Linked DNA regions of Homo sapiens: region 1 is linked to region 2. Evidence: chromatin loops called from intact Hi-C (ENCODE). Cell type or tissue: Calu3. All regions are shown on one strand. Each heading gives the region's core, and the rest is flanking DNA. Links, peaks and the distances in the headings are about the cores only. Region 1 has its middle 100 kb from the start of KCNQ5. Region 2 has its middle 41 kb from the start of KCNQ5.

Region 1 (5,608 bases), core at 3,010-5,509, 58 kb before region 2:
TTTTTGTAATACATGTTCCATGTATTTTCATTAAATTTGATTTTAGGGAATTTATATTCTTTAGATTTTCTCATAAATGAGACCTGTCTCAAAAAGCTGATCATTCGTTCCAGTGAAAATGTAACACTGCCCTATGAAATAAGCCTCCATAAGACAGAATTCCCTAAGAGGAAGATGATTACTGGTTGTTTCCATTCGGTGTACTAGGATCTTGACTATAATAATGAGAAAAGATGTACCATTTCAGGTAGCTCCATGCAATATACCCAGAAGTACTGTTTAACTCAAAAATACATGAAGCCAATTAATGCCTTCAGACTATTTGAACTCTCTACTGTAAGGATTACTATATGCAATGTGTTCTATATATGTACATGTAATAATCTTTTTTTGAATATATATTGGTTTGAGCTATCTGTCTCTAAATCTTCCTCACTGAGAAACTAGTGATGACACTTAGTGTGGCTAAGAGGATAATCTCTTTGCTTGTCCTGACTATATTCTCTATTTTGTGTGTGGTAGGCTGTTCATTTCTAGGTGCACATTACAGTTTTAATCTCTGCATGTGCATTTGGCTCTATGCAAAGGATTGACTACATTATACAGCAATTATGACTACCTTGACAATCTGCCTTCTGCTTTTCTGCTTCTAATCTGCCTGGATTCTTTTGGTGTGGCTTCCCTGTTTTTATTCTTGCAGTTGCTGCTCCAGGATGCTATAACATTTTGGAGGACTGTTAGCACCAGCTTGAGGTTCAACCAGGTACCTCCATTTTTGTGATGCCATAAATCTTTCTCTGTGTTCATTTGAACATCCTCCCTTGAAATAGCTGTTCATATAAACATTTAATTATTTTACGTTCAAGATAGTGAGAGTGGGACTACACTGGCCTTATTTACTGAAAAATCTATTAGAGAGTAATTACTAATTATTAAACTATTTAATAATCAATCATTGAATGAGCTTTCTTTTCTCTACGAAATAATAAGTAAATAATAAATACTATCTACTAACATATAATAGGATTTCATTTGGGGGTTGATACGTATCATTGTGAATTTTCTAGTAATCCATTTAAAAAGTAAAAAGAAACAGGAAAAAATAATTTTTGACATATGTTTTACTTACCCATTTTAGGTTCCCAAGAAAGATAATAAAATTGGTCTCATTTGACCCCATTTGAGTAGAATGTTTCATGCCAGTCCATTTAGCAAACAACTGCTTGTATACAAAAAATTTATCTCTGGGTCAGCTACTACCATTCCAGTCCGGTATATACTATTTCTTCAGGTTCTACCAGTCACTGGGGAGGAAATTTTATTTCATATTGCAGGATGCATGAATCGGTACTTGTTCTTTTTTATATCTAATGATATTTTGCATTAAAATGTAGTTAAGCTCAGATGAAAGGGAAATAAATCCATGTGAATAACTGTGATTGGTCCATTACCTGGATTTCAGGGTTCCATTTTCCATCCTGAGATAAATAAAGGAATTGTTGGGGATAACTGTGATATCCACCCTGGCAATTGCTTTACATTATTGCATCATAATGCTCCCAATGCATGGAGAAAGAAGGTACTGATAGATTTGAGAATATAATTGATTTGTATCTTTAGTTTCTACCAGAAACATATTTTTCACTATTTATTTCTTTTCATGATAACTCAAAGAAGGGATTTCTCAGCACCAACACTCATGCTGTCATTATCCTAGAACTCTTTTGTTTTGCTGACTTGCTGGGGAATCCAACATCTCTCTATATTTCAAAGGTGAACAACAACAAAAACTGTATGCAGAATTCTTGAGAAGTAAATTTGCCTTACCAATCCAAGAGCAAAGTAGCACATGGGAGTCACTATAAAACAATTTTTTTTTTTTGAGACAGAGTCTTGCTCTGTTACCCAGGCTGGAGTGCAGTGGCGCGATCTCGGCTAACTGCAACCTCTGCCTCCTGGGTTCAAGCGATTCTTATGTCTCAGCCTCCTCAGTAGCTGGGATTACAGACGTGCGCCACCATGCCAGGCTAATTTTTTTGTATTTTTATTAAAGATGGGGGTTTTACCATGTTGGTCAGGCTGGTCTCGAACTCCTGATCTCAAGTGATCCACCCGCCTCAGCCTCCCAAAGTCTTGAGATAAGGCGTGAGCCATGGCACCAGGCAGAAAACATCCTTAATTGTACTTCAAAAATTAAATTACGACAAAAACCTAATGTGTGCTATCAGATTAAACAGATTTATTTTTATGGAAGTGTTGTATATGTTATATATTTTAGTTTAGTTTAATTTATCCACAATAAAGAATTTGATCAAGAAATATCAAGCACAGCAACGCGTCTGAGAATTTGTACTGCCATTGCTTGCCGGGCTTCCTATTCATTTTGGGTTGTTTTCCATTACAAGGTCCACAGAAAAGGAGGGTCCAGGCAAGTAACTATCATGCTTAAATATCAGTCATTTAAAAATGATAATCAGATTAAGGTAATTGTAAAGGGATATGACTGCCAAATTATGAATTTTAAATTTCTTAAAAATACTTGGCTATTTAAAATTAATTTGCTTATTTTAAAATAACATTATATTTTAGAGAACAATAAAATAAATTAAAAGCATCCAACAATATGATCTTATAATTGGCAAGATAAGTAGAATCATCCGTCAGTGTCTGTTGGGGATTCAGTTCAGGACGCCCATAGATACCAAAATCTGAGGATGCTCAAGTTCGTTAAATGAAATGTCATGCCCAGTCCCCTTCCCCTGCGTGCTTCTCAGATCCCCAGAGGATGTGTGCCAATATTATATCCCTCAGTCAGGAGAGAGAGCAATCCTCAGGAGAAGCTAAACTACCCTAGAGAAAAGACCAACAAATCCAAACATTTCAGAATCCCCATTATAACGTTTACTGGTCTATGATCCCATCCTTAAACAAAAACCTTGTAATTAGCTCTCTTATATACAATCAAACATCTCAGTATCACCAGACACTTCTTAAGTTGATAAACACACACACATGTGAACACACACACACACACACACACACAAACACATGTATATAGATATATGTCCAAACTGTTGGAGAGTAACTCAGCTAACGCTGCCCCGCAGATATGATTCCCATTCTCTGATTACCCTTCCTGACATCCTCAAGTTACCCATGATTTCACTACTTAGGTTTTGGATTTTTGGCTTTCTCTGGAATTTGTCAGTGTTTCTGAATATAAAACCACTACTCACCCCAGTGCTTGTGAAGACGCATGCCTTTAGACCACCCATAAAACTCAACCCAGAATCACCTGTCTTTATCAGTGGAGGTAACAGCAACAGAGGTAAGGGGTGCATTTAGTCATCCAGGGGCTCCTGAAGATAGGTTATTATTGCACAATAATACAGACAATGGTGTTGGGGCCAGAATTAAGTCATCAGGAACATTCTCTATTCTCTCTATAATCTATTATAAGTTATAATACATTCTCTCTATAATCTATTTCAGATCATAATAGATTCTCTCTATAATCTATTCCCAAGGATATTTGGGCATAAAATACTGATAAAAAGAGAGCCTGGAACCTGGAAGAACTGAGACAGAACACCATCTACAACTCACCAAAAGGAATATGCATCAAAAGAAATATGGAATTAGGCTCCATTTTTAATTAGAAACATCTTTAATCTGAATATGAACATTCTTCCAGTCAGTAGCTGAGGTTGCAAATGGCAAAAGTGATTTGGGCCTGCAGTCTGCACACTGCTGCTGTTGTCCTCTCCCTACAGAAGAGTGGGCCTGTTTGGGACATTACCTTTTTCTAACCCAGACGTTAAGGTTGTCTTTTTCATTGTAGTTTCTGGAAAAAGTTATCTCAAACCTTCCTGGGTTGAGACTATTTCTGTGGATGTTTGGGAAGAAATCTGAGAAAATTTTGATTTGAGGGTACTGATTAAAGCTTATCCATCTCACCGGTGGTCAGAGAAACTTGATTTATTTTCTTGTATTGAATGCACTTCATGTATAAGACAACTTTCTGGAAAGTGAAATTTGTTATATTTTGGCTTTTGACGGGTGAAATATAAATAAATCTCATAATGAATTTAAAAAAACAAAACAAACATTACTACCAACAGCTAACAGGCCCAAGTGGAACTGACTGAGAAGATGAGAAAACAATGTCGTGGGGGTGCACTCACCCTGAGCCACCAAGTCCCCTAGGTGATCACCACCATTTCTGCCAAAAGCCTGGCTGCCTGCCAGAAGTATGAGGATCTGCACTTAAGTGCTTCTTGGGACCATAGCTGCCAAGCCAGTCCTGCACATCTGGAAGCCCATCCTGGGTGAGGGAGGGCTGTCCTGAGGCCATGCTGCTGCGTAGGGAATGCAAATGCTACAATGTGGTTCTGACAAGCAAGGTGGCGACCTCCAGCTCCAGCGTCACCAACCAGCACAAATGAGGCAAGGGCTGCAGTGATCAGCCACCAGAGGGCCGGGTGCATGTTCTGCTTGCCCCAGAAGTTGAAACTGTATCAGAGGCAGGTGTCCCACCTGAATGCCCAGAAGGAGTGTTTCTCACACTTCTGGGCCTGATGCCAGCACTGCCAGGGGAGGCTGCACACACTAGAAGGTAATTGACGCCAGCCATGACTGCTGTATCTTTTCCATGAGCAAGAAGATGAGGACCTTCTGGAGCACGAGGGCAGCTTCTGAGATGCTCAGAGGCCTAGTGACTCCTGCCAGCATCCCAGCAAGGGCATGGGGAGGGGTGGGAGAAGAATTAATAAACTTTGGGCCTTTAAAAAAAAAAATAGTTACTCCTTCTCTCCATATCCCATCTGGTGGAGGAGAGTAAAGAGGGCCGTTGTCATCAGTTAGCATTTTTAAATCGATCCTCCTTCTTCTCGCACAAGAAATGTATGCAGTATTAAGAAGCCAGTATCTTCACACCTCTTTGATAGCTCCAAAGCAAATGTACACCAACTCAATTGCCTCCTTGCTGAATTCGGCAGGAAGCCCAGTATCTTTCCAATCTAAGCTAATGGCCTCTACTCCCTGAAATGTCCCAAAATCTAAGATCTTATGCAGACACAAAAAGAAATCCGTCCAATGACCATTTCTAATTCTCACCTGCATTTGGGTTCTCCAGAGGGACAGAACCAATAAAATATATGTATATGTATATGTATATGTATATGTATATGTATATGTATATGTATATGTATAAGATAGTTTACTGGGGAGAACTGGTTTACACAGTCACGAGGCAAAGTCCCACAATAGACCATCTGCAAGCTGGGAAAGAGAGAAGCCTATAGCGCAGGTCAGTCCAAGTCCAAAAGCCTCAAAACTAGGAAAGCTGACAGTGCAGCCCTCAGTCTGAGACCAAGGCCCGAGAGCCTACAGGAGGCCTCTGGTGAAGTCCCAGAGTCCAAAGACCAAAGAACCTGGAGTCTGATGTCCAAGGGCAGGAAGAGAGGAAGCAAGAGTCCCGCTCGTAAAGAGGGAAACAGAGCAAGAAGTCTCAGCAAGTTGCTTATCCTCTCTTTTTTGCCTGCTCTGTTCTAGTGGCCCTGGCAGCTATTGGATGGCACCCACCCACACTGAGGGTGAATCTTCCTCT
Region 2 (7,756 bases), core at 2,065-4,564:
GAGCTGTAACATTGCCGAAGCTGTAACATTGCTGCTTCAGTAAAGCTGTTTTCTTCTACCCTACCATTGACTGCCCTTGAATTATTTCCTTGGTGAAGCCAAGAATCCTCACAGGCTAAGTCCACTTTGGGGCTTGCCTGCCCTGCATCAAAACTACTCTATATAATACTAAAACAGTGGATACATTATATATTTGTCCAAACCCATGGAATGTACAACACCAAGGGCAAATGCTAATATATACTATGGACTCTGGGTGATAATGGTGTGTCAATGTAGGTTGATCAACTGTACCAAATGTACCACTGTAATGTGGAATGTTGACAGTGGGAGAGGCTGTGCATGTTGTGGTGACAAGAAGTATAAAGGAATTTTCTGTACTTTCCACTTATTTTTCTGTTAACCTAAAACTGCTCTACAAAAAAAAAAAATATTAACTTTAGAACATCTTTTAAGTAATGCCTGATTTTCTCTGTAGACTAGTACTTAAGAATTGGACATGTTAGCAAATCAACTGCAGCAAAATTGAAAATAATGGCTTTAATGGATTGGGCCCAGTGGCTCATGCCTGTAATCCCAGCATTTTAGAAAGCCAAGGTGGGCAGATCACTTGAGGTCAGGAGTTTGAGACCAGCCTGGCCAACATGGTGAAACCCCATCTCTACTAAAAATACAAAAATTAGTCGGGCCATGGTGGCACACGCCTTTAATTCCAGCTATTCAGGAGGCTGAGGCAGGGGAGTTGCTTGAACCAGGGAGGTGGAGGTTGCAGTGAGCCAAGATCAAAACACTGCATTTCAGCCTGGGCAACAGAGCAAGACTCCATCTCAAAAAAAAGAAAGAAAAAGGAAAAGAAAAGAATGGCATTAGTATACATACACATACATACCTACTACTTATAAGATACGAAAAAATTTTAATTCATGTTTCTCTTTTTCTAGTTTGCAGACTTTGTTATTTAAAATTGCTTTCCAGATTTACACATGTGAAATGTATTTGATGTCAAAACAATTTTAAAATTATTATGTATTGACAGAGCCCTAACAGAAATTCACTAATCTGTGAATGAATGTTTGATATATCTTAAACATTAAAAATATCACTATTGTGTGCTCAAGGTATAAAACCAGACGATGCAACATGAGCGGATGGTCTGTGTCTCTCATCCAGCACCCAGGTATTAATAAATGCTGCTTATGCCTTAGCACACTGATTAAATGGCACACGTTAGTGCTTTCTCTTTTTACTTCCTTAGGAATTTTCCTTTCTAAGAAAACTCTTGGGGATTTTTCTTAAAGTCAGATTTTAGCACAATAACAAAAACAAATATGAAAATATTTTAAACTCTTCATTTTTACATTGTTGGTGCATTTTTGGAAAATGCATTTAAAAAGAAAGGTGTTGATAAGTTATTGCTAATAGGACACCTATTAACATCGTGAGACACAACAATGTTCTATAGAACAGGACTTGGAAAACTCTTCACTATATGATTAAGCCCTTTCATAATAAAAAAAGATATTCTATTGACAAATCCTAAGTTAACCGACAGCATCTTTCTTTCATCCTGGTAAATATTGACAGTAATGTAACAGTGAAGTTTGCTACGCCATAGTGTTATTTCTTCTCTTCTAAGAAACACTGCTGGAAATAGTACATAGTGTATTTTTGAAAAGCTGGTGGTCTCCTGATGTACTCATGCATGTGGAGCATGTTAGAATTAGCAGAAATTATTAAAATCTGTCCTTGAAGATGCGAATTCTTCAAGAAATAATGTGTATTAAATTCACAGCTCAGTATTTCATTTTTGTTTTAATTTGATAGATGGATCTCTCACGATCTCTAATGATTCCTTCCTGTCTCTATACAATCATCCTGGAGGGAATATTTCTCATCTTAAAAAGTTGGACAAGAACTCTTTAATATCTCTACTTTAAAGCAGGAGTTATATTTATTTTCTTTTGTGTTGTATATAGAATGTATTTGTAAAATGTTCAAATAATGACAGCAAAAACACAAGATTCTATAACTGTTAGTTTTAGAATGTATGTATGACAGTACAGGGAGGCCATGTGAAACAACAAAGAGCACTGTGACCACGGATCATTCATAGAGACAGAAGATTGTTGCATGATGCAGGCTTACCAAAATTTCTCAGGTTTTGTTGATTCCTATCCTCTAATGAATTGATTTTCTTTAAGTAAAGTTTCAGTTACTGAAAGAGAAGAACTATAAAAGTTGTTTTCCCATTGTATAAGAAATACACTTCAATACTCATTGCACCTTATGGTTTTGATACAAATATGTGCTGTTGATGCAAACAAAAGTTTATATAAAAGTTACCTATAGACAAAAAAAATGATGTAAATTTGCAGTGTGGATGCAAATGAAATTACAGAAATTATTTTTGAAGGCAGAACACTGACTTATAAATTTGCTTGGTTTTTCTTTTCCGTTGCATACATTAGGTTAGTTCAGTCTTTTTCTGTGGTTTAGTCATATATTATTAGGTATTTAGAGATATAATAATTAAACAATCCAATCCTGCAACAAATACCAGTTTGCTAAAGAAAACCACAAGATAGAAAGTGAGAACATAACTGTGACAAACTTGCTATTGCACCACTTTGGTAGAAATACAAAGAAGGACATAACAGGTTGAAAGCATATGTGTCACACCGTGAAAACAATCAGTTATTTGCTTTGCTATCTTTTGTATGAACCATTCCTTTTCTTAAAATACAAATTTAAGCACATTGTACCTTGTACTTCCAAAGTTAAAATAATGGAGTGCTCTAAATTAAAAATAAAAAACAATAGCTGTGATAGCTCCCATTTTGGGAAGTATTACAGTCCTAATTCCTGAAAGAAGCTCAACATGACATTATCTATATGTTTATTTTGAATATTGTAAATTCTTCTCCCGAGTGGAAAGTAGAGGGTGTGGAACTTACAAATTCCATTGTGTAACTTATCTTGGGAGGGCCGGATTCCGTTAGTGTATCTCATTTTTCAGACAATTTTCTGACCTTGTGGAGCAATTAAGGAAGACCTCTTCTTGGCTGCTTTGCTAAATGTTCTTAGTGCCATCTGCTGCATGCTTCCGGCTACTGTAGGGGGAACTACTCTAGTTAATAGGAGCTTACGAAATAGAAAGAGCTGACATCATATTTATCAAATGGCAGTCCATGTGTGGAAAGAAAACACACTATTAAAGCATTCTGACATAAAAAACACTTTGGAAACTATCTTAGAAATAGTTAATAACAATTAGTTTTGTAATTCTTACACTAAAATTATATCTTTAATGTATTCCATTTCCTGTATAAAATGTCTATGTGTAATAATTTCATCTGATACGTAATTTAGCATTAGCTATAGCTCTTCTACAGTCAAGCTATTATTATCTTTCAGCTTGCTCCTTAAACAAACTATAAATCTATTGCATTTGGAAGCAGCAAAAATAATATAATGCCACTAATAAAGTCTATCGGGAGACATTCATATTGCTTTTTTAATTAAAGGGCTTCTTTTTGATTTAAAAAAGCTAGTAAATAAATAGGACAGATATAAAACAACTAAAAACCAGATGAACCATTATCCTGAAGAGTATTTCCAAAGATACATTTTGATAGCTAACTACTATTTCCTTTCTTCCCTCCTTCCTTCCTTCCTTCCTTCCTTCCCTCCTTCCATCCTTCCTTCCTTCCTTTCTTCCTTCCTTCCTCTCTCTCTCTCTCTTTCTTTCTTTTGTATTATACTTTAAGTTCTGGGGTACAAGTGCAGAATGTGCAGGTTTGTTACATAGGTATACACGTGCCATGGTGGTTTGCTGCACCCATCAACCCGTCATCTACATTAGGTATTTCTCCTAATGTTACCCCTCCCCTAGCCCCCCACCAACCGATAGGCCCCGGTGTGTGATGTTCCCCTCCCTGTGTCCATGTGTTCTCATTGTTCAACTCCTACTTATGAGTAAGAACATGCAGTGTTTGGCTTTCTGTTCTTGTGTTAGTTTGCTGAGAATGATGGTTTCCAGCTTCATCCACGTTCCTGCAAAGGACGTGAACTCATTCCTTTTTATGGCTGCATAGTATTCCATGTTGTATATGTGCCACATTTTCTTTACCCAGTCTATCATTGATGGGCATTTGGGTTGGATCCAAGTCTCTGCTATTGTGAACAGTGACGCAGTAAACATACGTGTGCATGTGTCTTTATAATAGAATGATTTATAATCCTTTGGGTATATACCCAGTAATGGGATTGCTGGGTCAAATGGTATTTCTGGTTTTAGATCCTTGAGGAATCACCACACTGTCTTCCACAATGGTTGAACTAATTTACATCCCCACCAACAGTGTATAAGTATTCCTATTTCTCCACATTCTCTCCAGCATCTGTTGTTTCCTGACTTTTTAATGATAGCCATTCTAACTGGCATGAGATGTTATCTCATTTGGTTTGGATTCACATTTTTCTAATGACCAGTGATGATGAGCTTGTCTTCATATGTTTGTTGGCTGCATAAATGTCTTCTTTTGAGAAGTGTCTGTTTATATCCTCCGTCCACTTTTTTATGGGTTTGTTTTTTCCTTGTAAATTTGTTTAAGTTATTTATAGACTCTGGATATAGCCCTTTGTCAGATGGATAGATTGCAAACATTTTCTCCCATTCTGTAGCTTGCCTGTTCACTCTGATGATAGTTTCTTTTGCTGTGCAGGAGCTCTCTAGTTTAATTGGATCCCATTTGTCAATTTTGCCTTTTGTTGCCATTGCTTTTGGTGTTTTAGTCATGAAGTCTTTGCCCATGCCTATGTCTTGAATGGTATTGCCTAGGTTTTCTTCTAGGATTTTTATGGTTTTAGGTTTCACATTTAAGTCTTTAATCCATCTTGAGTTAATTTTTGTGTAAGATATAAGGAGGGGATCCAGTTTCAGTTTTCTGCATATGGCTAGCCAGTTTTCCCAACACCATTTATTAAATAGGGAATCCTTTCCCCATTTCTTGTTTTTGTCAGGTTTGTCAAAGTTCAGATGGTTGTATACATGTGGTGTTATTTCTGAGGCCTCTGTTCTGGTCTATGTATCTGTTTTAGTACCAGTACCATGCTGTTTTGGTTACTGTAGCCTTGTAATATAATTTGAAGTCAGGTAGCATGAGGCCTCCAGATTTGCTCTTTTCACTTAGGACTGTCTTAGCTATATGGGCTCTTTTTTGGTTCCACATGAAATTTAAAGTAGTTTTTTCTAATTCTGTGAAGAACATCAATGGTAGCTTGATGGGGATAGCATTGAATCTATAAATTACTTTGGGCAGTATGGCCATTTTCACGATATTGATTCTTCCTATCCATGAGCATGGAATGTTTTTCCATTTGTTTGTGTCTTCTCTTATTTCCTTGGGCAGTGGTTTGTAGTTCTGCTTGAAGAGGTCCTTCACATCCCTTGTAAGTTGTATTCCTAGGTATTTTATTCTCTTTGTAGCAATTGTGAATGGGATTTCACTCATGATTTGGCTCTCCATTTGTCTGTTATTGGTGTATAGGAATGCCTGTGCTTTTTGCACATTGATTTTGTATCCTGAGATTTTGCTGAAGTTGCTTATCTGCTTAAGGAGTTTTGTGCTGAGATGATGGGGTTTTCTAAATATACAACCATGTCATCTGCAAACAGAGACAATTTGACTTCCTCTTTTCCTATTTGAATACCCTTTATTTCTTTTCTCTTGCCTGATTTCCCTGGTCAGAACATCCAATACTGTATTAAATAGGAGTGGTGAGAGAGGGCATCCCTGTCCTGTGCCGGTTTTCAAAGGGAATGCTTCCAGCTTTTGCCCATTCAGTATGATATTGGCTGTGGGTTTGTCATAAATAGCTCTTATTATTTTGAGATACGTTCCATCAATACCTAGTTTATTGAGAGTTTTTAGCATGAAGCGGTGTTGAATTTTATCAAAGGCCTTTTCTGCATCTATTGAGATAATCATGTGGTTTTTGTCACTGATTCTGTTTATGTGTTGGATTACGTTTATTCATTTGAATATGTTGAACCAGCTTTGCATCCCAGGGATGAAGCCAACTTGATCATTGAGGATAAGATTTTTTATGTGATAGCTAAGTACTATTTAAATGGAGAGAAAAGACTGCTTGTGATTACCTTATTTTGAAGAATAAGGAAACTAGTATCCAAGTATGCAACTCTATGACTCCTTAACCAGCAAACACCATTTGGACACATGGACTGTAACTCTTCCATAGACTGATACTGATGATAGAACTATATCCCTTTTATTACTTCCTTAGTTAGTTTTTCTTTTCCTGATAAAGCATTTATCATTCTAAGACCTGGTGTGTGTTAGGATGGCTGTCAGTTATGACCAAGCTCATGTGTCTATTCTGGTTCTAATCTGTCCCCTTACTCTAATACTTAAGATTCAAGGAAGAATGTGGCTACTCCATTTTTCAGCAGATGCTGTTCCAATTCTCACCTGACCTGGTGTACGGTTCTTTGGATCACTTGCAAGGGGCTTCACTTGCAAGAAGCTTGGTAATTTCAACGAGATTTTCTCATTTGCTATAATAAGCTTGTTGACATGCTTTGTGGCAATAATTATATAGTTTAATCCTTAATAGTCTGATTTATTACCTAAAATATGTAAGTATAATGCCCAAAGAGGACTGCCCCAGTCTTTATCTCTTAAACTGTCTGCTGGTAACTCTTATTCTGTAACAATCTCTTGAGCTAGTTTTTCTTTGCATTCCAGAGAATTATGCCTTTCTTTTACCCTGTCTACAGACCATTCTCATCTGGCAGATAATTAATATATTAAAGAATCTTATTCCTTGTAGTGTTTTAAAATCATCACTTCCTAACAACTACACAAGCCATTTCTTCAATTTTGGAAATGAAGCAGACTATGTGGTAATGCAAAAGGTGTTTAATTATGTATAAAACAGATCATAGTTGCAAAATGATAAAGAAACTAGAGGCATTATAGTAAAATACTGCAAGGAAAAAACATGATTAAAAGTGCTGCAAGCTAATAACAAATATATTACAAAAATACTTAGATTGACAGAACTCTTTAAAGAAAATATCAGTCATTGTTTCTAAAAGCCAACTGATTACAGTTGATCAAAAGCTTTGACACCAACCAGTGCTAGGTATGAAGAAACAATTTTTTCTCAGAGAGCCTTTTTTAGTGCTTTATCAAGTATAATCTGTCTAATATCTATCTGCAGAAAAGTGGCGAGGCATTCCCAAGACTTTCTTGGATTCGTGCTTTGATGCCTAAAATTTAAACTTCCCTGGGTGCGACCATAACATATTTTTTCATCTGTTGATTATAGTGATTATAACTTTAGGACAGCATAACTGTTTTTATTTCCTTTTCAATTCAATTTTCTGATTGTAATATTCACTCTATTTTGTTGACTAAACTAGATCAGATTAATTTTCATGGCAAAAGAAGTGGTACAGTGTATGAAAATATTTTCTGTTTTGTTATGTTATAAAGCACTACCCAACCCAATATAATCTCATAAAGTTTAGTATTAAAAAGGCACCTCTAATCAACTTTTCAAAATAATGAATTAATGTGCCTAAAAATATAAAGAATGCTTCCAGCATGAACATGGCCATGAAAGTCACCATTTTCCCCTTTTCCTATGGGAAAATACAGAAAAGCGACAAGAACAAAACAAAACCTGAAATCTACATTTTTAGTGAAACTAGGAAACAAATATATTCCAG

What was found. A loop is a pair of places that touch in the nucleus more often than their neighbours do. Peaks named below come from ENCODE experiments on the same cell type or tissue, not always from the same donor. Only the 100,000 strongest peaks of a DNase experiment are listed, where the experiment ranks them.
Region 1: a loop joins it to region 2, with 4 times the contacts of the local background. A loop is called at or near these places in 3 of 110 quality-filtered maps.

Annotation. Positions count from the first base shown.
Region 1 is chr6:72,518,516-72,524,123 of GRCh38, forward strand. It overlaps the pseudogene LOC100422453. Among named protein-coding and RNA genes, the nearest start is that of KCNQ5, 100 kb to the right of the region's middle. In Calu3, for the core only: no CTCF peak of the experiment used is centred there; a DNase peak (open chromatin) is centred at 4,476.
Region 2 is chr6:72,577,449-72,585,204 of GRCh38, forward strand. No RefSeq gene overlaps it. Among named protein-coding and RNA genes, the nearest start is that of KCNQ5, 41 kb to the right of the region's middle. In Calu3, for the core only: a CTCF peak has its summit at 3,090 (motif pointing left); a DNase peak (open chromatin) is centred at 3,093.